Linked DNA regions of Mus musculus: region 1 is linked to region 2. A link is a loop called in an ENCODE intact Hi-C map of the cell type or tissue named here. Cell type or tissue: heart. All regions are shown on one strand. Region 1 has its middle 8.0 kb from the start of Gm46943. Region 2 holds the start of D5Ertd605e (DNA segment, Chr 5, ERATO Doi 605, expressed).

Region 1 (4,000 bases), 510 kb before region 2:
AAATACTGGTTGCTCCCAGAGACAGCACACAGACCCAGGTCATGCTATGCAACCTTGTCCCCATCCCAAGTTATCCCTGATTGGTGAATAAAGATGTTGACAGCCAATAGCTTGGCAGAAGAGACATAGGTGGGGTTTGGGGTTCCCCAGGCTTGGGGTTGGAGGAGAACCATAAAGTGGGAAAAGAAGAAGGTGAAGAGAGGAGGAGCCAGTGCCAGGAGGTAAGAATCTTAAAATAGCAGGGCAGTGGTGGCCCACGCCTTTAATCCCAGCACTTGGGAGGCAGAGGCAGGCAGATTTCTGAGTTCGAGGCCAGTCTGGTCTAAAGAGTGAGTTCCAGGACAGCCAGGGCTATACAGAGAAACCCTGTCTCAAAAAAACAAACAAACAAAAAACAAAACAAAACAAAACAAAACAAAAAAAACCATAAAATAATGGCCAAAAACTAATACACACAAAAAAAAATAAAAAATAAAACTAAGCTAGCCTAAAAATAAAAACTAGACTTAGCTTAGTGTGGTTGATTTTCTCTTTCAGCTCAGTCTACTTTAAAAAGAAGAAGAAGAAGAAGAAGAAGAAGAAGAAGAAGAAGAAGAAGAAGAAGAAGAAGAAGAAGAAGAAGAAGAAGGAAAGAAAAGAGGAGAAAAGAAGAGAAAGAGTTAATTGAAGTTAAGATCAGCCCAGATGGAACATGGCAAAATATATAATGGGATTGTTGGCTGGAAAATATCTATAATAGCATAGAGGACAGATACCTGCCCAGCTCTTGTGTTGATTAAGGCTTATTGTAAATATAAAGGTGGCCGGGCAGTGGTGCCATATGCCTTTAATCCCAGCACTTGGGAGGCAGAGGCAGGTGGATTTCTGAGTAAGTATTCACTTTTGCAAACTTTAACTAATTAAAGAGTCCCACTGGCCGGGCGTGGTGGCGCACGCCTTTAATCCCAGCACTTGGGAGGCAGAGGCAGGAGGATCTCTTGAGTTCGAGGCCAGCCTGGTCTACAGAGTGAGTTCCAGGACAACCAGGGCTACACAGAGAAACCCTGTCTCAAAAAAAAAAAAAAAAAAAAAAAAAAGAGTCCCGCTGTGTGATAGTGGTGACCACTATGTGCCTTTGCCTACTAATGACATGTGAACAGGGCATGGTTTCTCCCCTGAAAACATGTGAATTCCATTATAAACACATTGAAATGGGACCCACATAACAGCATTTAGCAGGAATTAGTTGAATAGGATTTCAGAATTATGATCTTGCGATGATCCAAGAAGGCTGAAGAGAACCACGCAATGCCCAACTAAAGAAAAATGTCGTGGTCACAGAAAATGACCCCCATTGCCCAGAGCTGGGAGAAGTCTGAGCCTTTGAACTTCTTTCACAGAGACTGGCCAACGGAGGGAATACTTTAAACTGAGGAAACAGGAAGTACACAGATAAAAAGTTTGTTTTGTTTCTTATGAGGATGGTTGTTCTAGAAGCATTCTTCCAGGAAACCAATCCTTTCCCACCTAGAGGTTGAAGTTTCCTGAGAAAAACACAAATAGCCCCTCTCTCTCCCTGGCATAGTGTGGAGTCTCAATTAGTCACTAAAAACTGCAGAAATGGACCTGTCCACCCACACCCATCCCCGATGTTATCGGCACAGGAAGGTATGAGTAACTTTGAAGCTTGGAGAGACAAGGGGCAGAAATAAAGCAGGCAGGCAGGCAGGCAGGGTGTGTACCCACGCGGCTGGACAGCAGAGCAGCGTGCCATCCTCCTCGAAGAAGACCGCTGGGTTTCTGGCAATGATTAAGACATGGAACATTACAAGGATGAGACCCTGAGACTAAACCATTCTCAAATCAATCTCTTTTCCTCTGCGAAGTAGCTAGAGGGGACTGGCTTTGGTGAACCACAGCGTCTCCTGGTGGTGGCCTGCTGAAGCGCAGCCCCGGTGGAGTTGTAAGATGGCCAGAAAGCACAAGAAAAATAAAGTTGACCCTGCTTCATCCTCCCTCTGGATGCAGTCTCCTTCATGAAAGAAGTATCTGAATCACTGACATTGTCTAGCCTGCGATTCATACTGGGTTTACAGACTTGCCGTCATGCCGGGGAAAGCCGATAGCTTTATGTCTTGAAATCATTTGGGCTATTCAAGGTTCTTTGCGGTATTATGTATCTTTAATTTTTTTTTTTAGTTCATACCCCATCCCCATTGAAGGAACGCAGCCCCCCTCCCTCAGCTTCTTTCTTTTTTAGCCTCTGCTAGTAGTGTGTGGGTAACTGCTAAGACAAACCAGGAAGAGGCTGGCTTTATTCTGGGTCACAATGCAATGGGACTCGGGTCGCAATATCGATCGACCAGACAAGTGTGGATATAGAGGTAGCTGGCAGATGTGATCAGTGGATAGAAAATTAATAAGAGGAAATATCTGAACTGGGATCCTAGTTCCATTGGCCTAATAAGGTTCACTTGGGAGACTCGAGGAGGGGGCATTCTCTCTCTGTCTGTCTGTCTGTCTGTCTCTCTCTCTCTCTCTCTCTCTCTCATGTGTGTGTGTGTGTGTGTGTGTGTGTGTGTGTGTGTGTGTGTGTGTGTGTGTGTGTGTAGGGTATCCTAAACTGACCTGTCAGGGCTCTTTAATAGAATTAGATTTTACAAGGATGTGCCCTAGATACATACATTGGCTTACAGATAATTCCACTAGGCTCTGCCCCAAGAGCTACCTAACAATAGCTTGCATTACTCCGCCATTACTACCTATGCTGATGCAACCCAGGTGTGGCAGCTCATAAGAGGACTGCTCATCACCCCAGCTCTCTCTTCTCTCTCTCTCTCTCTCTCTCTCTCTCTCTCTCTCTCTCTCTCTCACACACACACACACACACACACACACACACACACTGTGTTTCTCAGCCGGCCTCTCTTTCTTGTCCTTCTCTATCCCCTCCAACTCCCCACCCTTCCCACAACAAACCTCCTTTTATACCAGGCCTGGGTGTGGTGTGATTTCTCTGGGGACACCTTGGCATGGGCCTGCCAGGTCCTCTCTTATGTCCACAGCATTATGTCACTTTACACTTTATACAAAGAGTTTATTCATGAGGGAGTGAGATTCCCAACACAAGCACGGGCTCCCCTGAAGATGTGCTTGAAGAAGTGACTGGAGGAAAGAGATGTGATGTCACCTATCACATGGGCAATTAGATTTCATGGCTCCTCTGAAAACACGTGGTCAGAAACTGACCGGGTTAGTACAAGGCGTGCATGAAGCTCGGGCCTTCTGTTGTGACAAGGTGACTCATAGGGCACCTGTGTGTATCCTTGTGACTGTTTGATGGCTTCAGTGAGTTTGAGATCAGCATATCTAACCCCAAGGCCCTGAGACAAAACATACAAGGAGGGGCAGGAGAGATGGCTCAGTGGTTAAGAGTACTGATTGCTGCTCTTCCAGAGGTCCTGAGTTCAATTCCCAGCAACCACATGGTGGCTTACAACGATCTGTAATGGGATCTGATCTGATGTCCTCTTCTTATGTGCTTGAAGACAGTGACAGTGTGCTCATACATAAAGCAAAATAACAACAACAACAAAACAAAAAAACATACAAGAAGATTCCTCCAAAGTTGTTTGTTTGGTTGGTTTTGTTGTTGTTGTTGTTGCTGTTGTTTTGGGGGGGATTCTTTTGTTTTTTGGGGGGGGGGTTGGTTTTTCAAGGCATCTGCCTGCCTCTGCCTCCCAAGTGCTGGGATTAAAGGTGTGCACCATACAAACTATACTTCAGACCAAATATAACATGCAGAATTAACACAAACATGTCTGAGTTTCTATCTGAGAGGCGGCAATCAGGATGTGCAAAGCAGAGGCAATCAGCCCAGAGAGGGTGAGCAGGTGTTCGCAAGCACTCACGGGAGTCTTGCACTTATTCTGTCCCTATAAGATGCTTGGCTTCTGGAGAATTTCTAAGAAATGTAGAGATTAAAAAAAAAAATCCTCCTGAAATGTCACTATTGACAGCC
Region 2 (4,000 bases):
GGGAAAAATATATGTAACCCAGATATTACTAATACACAGAACCAATAGTCAATAAACACCAAGTTAATAGAACTTATTCATTGAAAAAAATCTAACAGAATGAATGAATTTTGACCAAGGAATAGGAGCTCCTGTCTGAAATCCAGCACCTAGGAGTTCAATAAGAAGGAGCTCTGACTTGAGGTCAGCCTAGACTGACCAGTGAGTTTCTAGCCTAGCCCTGGCTATACCACCAAAGTCTGTTTTACTATATTGTTTAGATATAAATGGAAAAGTAAATGACTATAAAATTGAATAAAACACAATGAAAGATGAGTGTACCCCAGGAATGTAAGCATGACTTGACAGTTGAAAATCAGTACCAACCATCACATTAACAGCATAAGAGAAGGCTCCAATGGTTTCAGAAAAAAGCAATCCATGACGTTTAATGCCCGTGTTTATTTGTTGTTTGTTTGTTTGTTCTAAGTAATAAGCTAGAGGCTAGAGATATGGCTCAGCAGTTTCAACTGTGGCTGCTCTCGCCGGGAACCTGCATTAAAGTTCTCTGCACCCATGTCAGGCAGCTCACAACTGCCTAAAACCAGCTCCAGGGGATCTGACAGGCTCTTCCAGCTTCCAGGGACACCTACACACACGTGGTATATTCAAAAATCAGTAAACTATAAGTTGAATCCTATTTAGCACAAGTTGTATCAGTCATTTCCAAGACACGGTGTATGTGTTGCTGAAATGTTGAAAACCTTTCATCTGAGCCAGGCGTGGAGGCGCACGCCTTTAATCCCAGCACTTGGGAGGCAGAGGCAGGCGGATTTCTGAGTTTGAGGCCAGCCTGGTCTACAGAATGAGTTCCAGGACAGCCAGGGCTACACAAACCCTGTCTCGAAAAACAAAAAACAAAAAACAAAACAAAAAAAATTGATAAAAAGATTCATTTATTCACTTATTCCTGTATGTATATAGGAGGAACTTTTTTATTTTGTTCCATTTATAAATTCTTCCTTTTATTTCCTGAGCTATTGGAGTTCTGTTTATGAAATTGCTGCTTGGACCTACAGCTTAGTGAGTTTCCCATTTTGTTCTAATACTTTCAAAATTTAAGATTTTTTTTAAATGCCACTGTTATGCGATTTAATAGAATTATGGAATTGTAATAAGCACAGCTGACACTAAGAGTTTAAGACAAATAAAACCATGAACTGTATGCCCTGGGCATCTGCTGTCCCTGTGTTTAACAGCAGTCGGTGTGATGAGTCGGTTAGAACTTCTAATGCAGTAATCTAGCATGTCAATCCTGACGAAATGGGAAATGAGCAAGCTGCCTAGTGAGACAAGACGTATCACAGAGCTCTAGGGTTGACTGAGCAGTCCTGCCTCAGCGAATAGGGTAAGGAGAAACAGCAAAATTCTCAACATCAACCTCAGGTCTTCACATGCACATGCATGCATGCATGCAACACTGTTTTAAAGGGTATTTAATTTGCTATTTTCTCATTGCTGTGCCTAAATACCTGACCAGAAGTGATTTACAGTAGCAAGGGTTCTATGACTTACAGTTTAAGAGGGGCCATGCCATGGCAGGGAAAGGAGCCCGCAGGAAGGATCGTGAGGGATCGTGAGGCAGCTAGTTACATTCATCAGCAGTCAGGAAGCCGAGAACAGGAAATGGGGCTGGGCTATAAGACCTCAAAGTTGGCTCCTTGGGAGCCACTTTGTCCAGCAAGGCTGCACCTCCTCCAAGAGTCATAACAGCGCCACCAGCTGGAGGCAGAGTGGAAACACATGAGCCTAACTCATTTTGTGTGTGTGTGTGTGTGTGTGTGTGTGTGTGTGTGTGTGTGTGTGTGTGTAGGGAGTTGCTGAGGTGGGAGCATTTGATATACAAACCACAGGAACTCATTGTGTGTGTGTGTGTGTGTGTGTGTGTGTGTGTGTGTGTGTGTGTGTGTGTAGGGAGTTGCTGAGGTGGGAGCATTTGATATACAAACCACAGGAAGCATTTCATCCATTTTGAGTTGACTTAGGAGAGAGACAGACAGATTATCTAGATCCCTTGTCCAAGTGAACACCCTATTTCCCCAACCCCATTTGTTGAAGTTTTATACAACATCTGTTTTGGGCATGGACACTTTTAACAAGAATCAGAGAGCTGGGCCTGTTGGTATATGTCTTCTCTTAGGGATGTTCTGTTCCATTCATACATATGTTTGCTTTCTGCATAAACCAGGCGAGTTTTGTTAGTGTGGTTCTGTAGTGTGTATGAAGTCAGGTATTTCTTCTTTCTGTTATTTTGACAATTTGGAGTCCATAAAAATTTTAGGATTTTTTTCCCTATAAGTATAGCCATTCCATCTGATCCATGAACAAAGTAGGTGTTTCCATCTTCTAATGTCATCTTTAATTTTGCTCTTTAATTCTTCAATGCTAAGTTTCACCTCTTTGGTTAAGTTGCTGTTGTTATTCTTGTTGTTATCTGAGACAGGTTTCCCCTCTGTTGCCCTGGCTGGCCAGGAACTCTGTTTGTAGATCAGGCTGGCCTCAAACTCACAGAGATCCACCTGCCTCTGCATCCCCAGTGCTGGGATTGAAGGTGTGAGGGAGGTACTACCAAAGGCTTTTTGTTGAGTTGACTCCTAAGTGTTTTCTTTTGGTTTCATTAGGGATGGAACCCAGGGCTTTGTACACAGTGGACAACTGCTTTACCACTGAGCTACCCCTGCATGTCTGGCTTTTTCCTGGTATTGTGAATGGGGTTGTTTTCTTGATCTAGTTCTCCATAAACTCATTACTGGTGTGTGAAAGATGTTGATTTCTGAATACTGCTGCTTCACCAGAGTTATCAACTCTACAGTCCTCTGGTGGAGTCCTTAGGGTCTGCTAAGTATAGAGTCATGCCTTCTGCAACAGGGGTGACTTGTCCTCCCTTTCCTGTCCGTATCCTTATTGTGTTCTCATGCCGAATTTGCTTTGCCTAAAATTTGAAATACCTGACCAAGCCAGCCCAGTCAGTCAACAGGGTCTTGAGGGAGGGAGTAAGGATTAAAAAAAAAAAAGACTATTAGACAACATTATAACATGACCCCAGCCAGGGCCTAACCAGGGCTTCCCCGCCCCCCAGTCTGATTATACCACTCTAGGTATATGCAAAGAGTAGGGTTAGTTCTAGATCAAAGGCAAAGTAGTCTAGTCAAGGAATAAACAAGGCAATAAACAGAGCCACGTGGTCACTGTGTCTAGGGGTTTATGAGGCTGAGGCATTACGAGGAATACTGTACATTCCCCAGCTGTATTCATCTTGAGCCTTGTCCTAGCCCAAGGCCAAATTCTTGTCTGAGCCTACTCCCTTGTCTTGTGACCAGGGTCTTGCTTTGAGTTTCTGTCCTGACTTCTCTGGATAATAACACCCTGTAAGACGAAATAAACCCTTTCCTTCTCAAGTTGTTTTTGGTTACCGTATTTATCACAGCAATAGAAACCTAAGTAAGACAAGAGACAAGAGCCTCCTTACTGAGGTTTTCAGGGCTTTTATAATGAAGGAATGTTAAGCAATAAATATCAAGGTTTTTTGAACATCCACTGAGATAATATGATTTCAAGTAACTTTTATCCCTGATTTTTAATGTGTTTTATATTATGCTTATTGTCATGATGAACCATCCATGGGCTAAAACCAACTTGATTATCATGTCTGAGTTATTAATATGTTTCCAAGCATCTTTTTTTTCCTCTATCTCTCTTCAAACAGGGTTTCTCTGTGTAGCCCTGGCTTTCCTGGAACTCTGTAGAGCAGAGCTCTACCTGTCTCTGCCCCTGGAGGGCTGAGATTAAGAGAATGATAGATATCCAACACCACTGCCTAGCATAGTCCCAAACATCTCTTTTTGTTTGTTTCTTTGTTTCCAAGTATCTTTTTTTTCTTTTTTTCTTTTTCTTTCTTTTTTTTTTTTTTTTTCCGAGACAGGATTTCTCTTTATAGCTCTGGCTGTCCTGGAGCTCACTT

What was found. Peaks named below come from ENCODE experiments on the same cell type or tissue, not always from the same donor. Only the 100,000 strongest peaks of a DNase experiment are listed, where the experiment ranks them.
Region 1: a loop joins it to region 2, with 2.3 times the contacts of the local background. A loop is called at or near these places in 1 of 42 quality-filtered maps.

The regions. Positions count from the first base shown.
Region 1 is chr5:147,924,038-147,928,037 of GRCm38, reverse strand. No RefSeq gene overlaps it. Among named protein-coding and RNA genes, the nearest start is that of Gm46943, 8.0 kb to the right of the region's middle. In heart, a CTCF peak has its summit at 1,909; no DNase peak of the experiment used is centred here.
Region 2 is chr5:147,416,256-147,420,255 of GRCm38, reverse strand. It overlaps D5Ertd605e (DNA segment, Chr 5, ERATO Doi 605, expressed), which reads right to left and starts at 1,636. Exons shown (of 3, transcript NR_033625.2): 1 at 1,555-1,636. In heart, a CTCF peak has its summit at 1,733 (motif pointing left); a DNase peak (open chromatin) is centred at 1,675; H3K4me3 peaks cover 182 bases.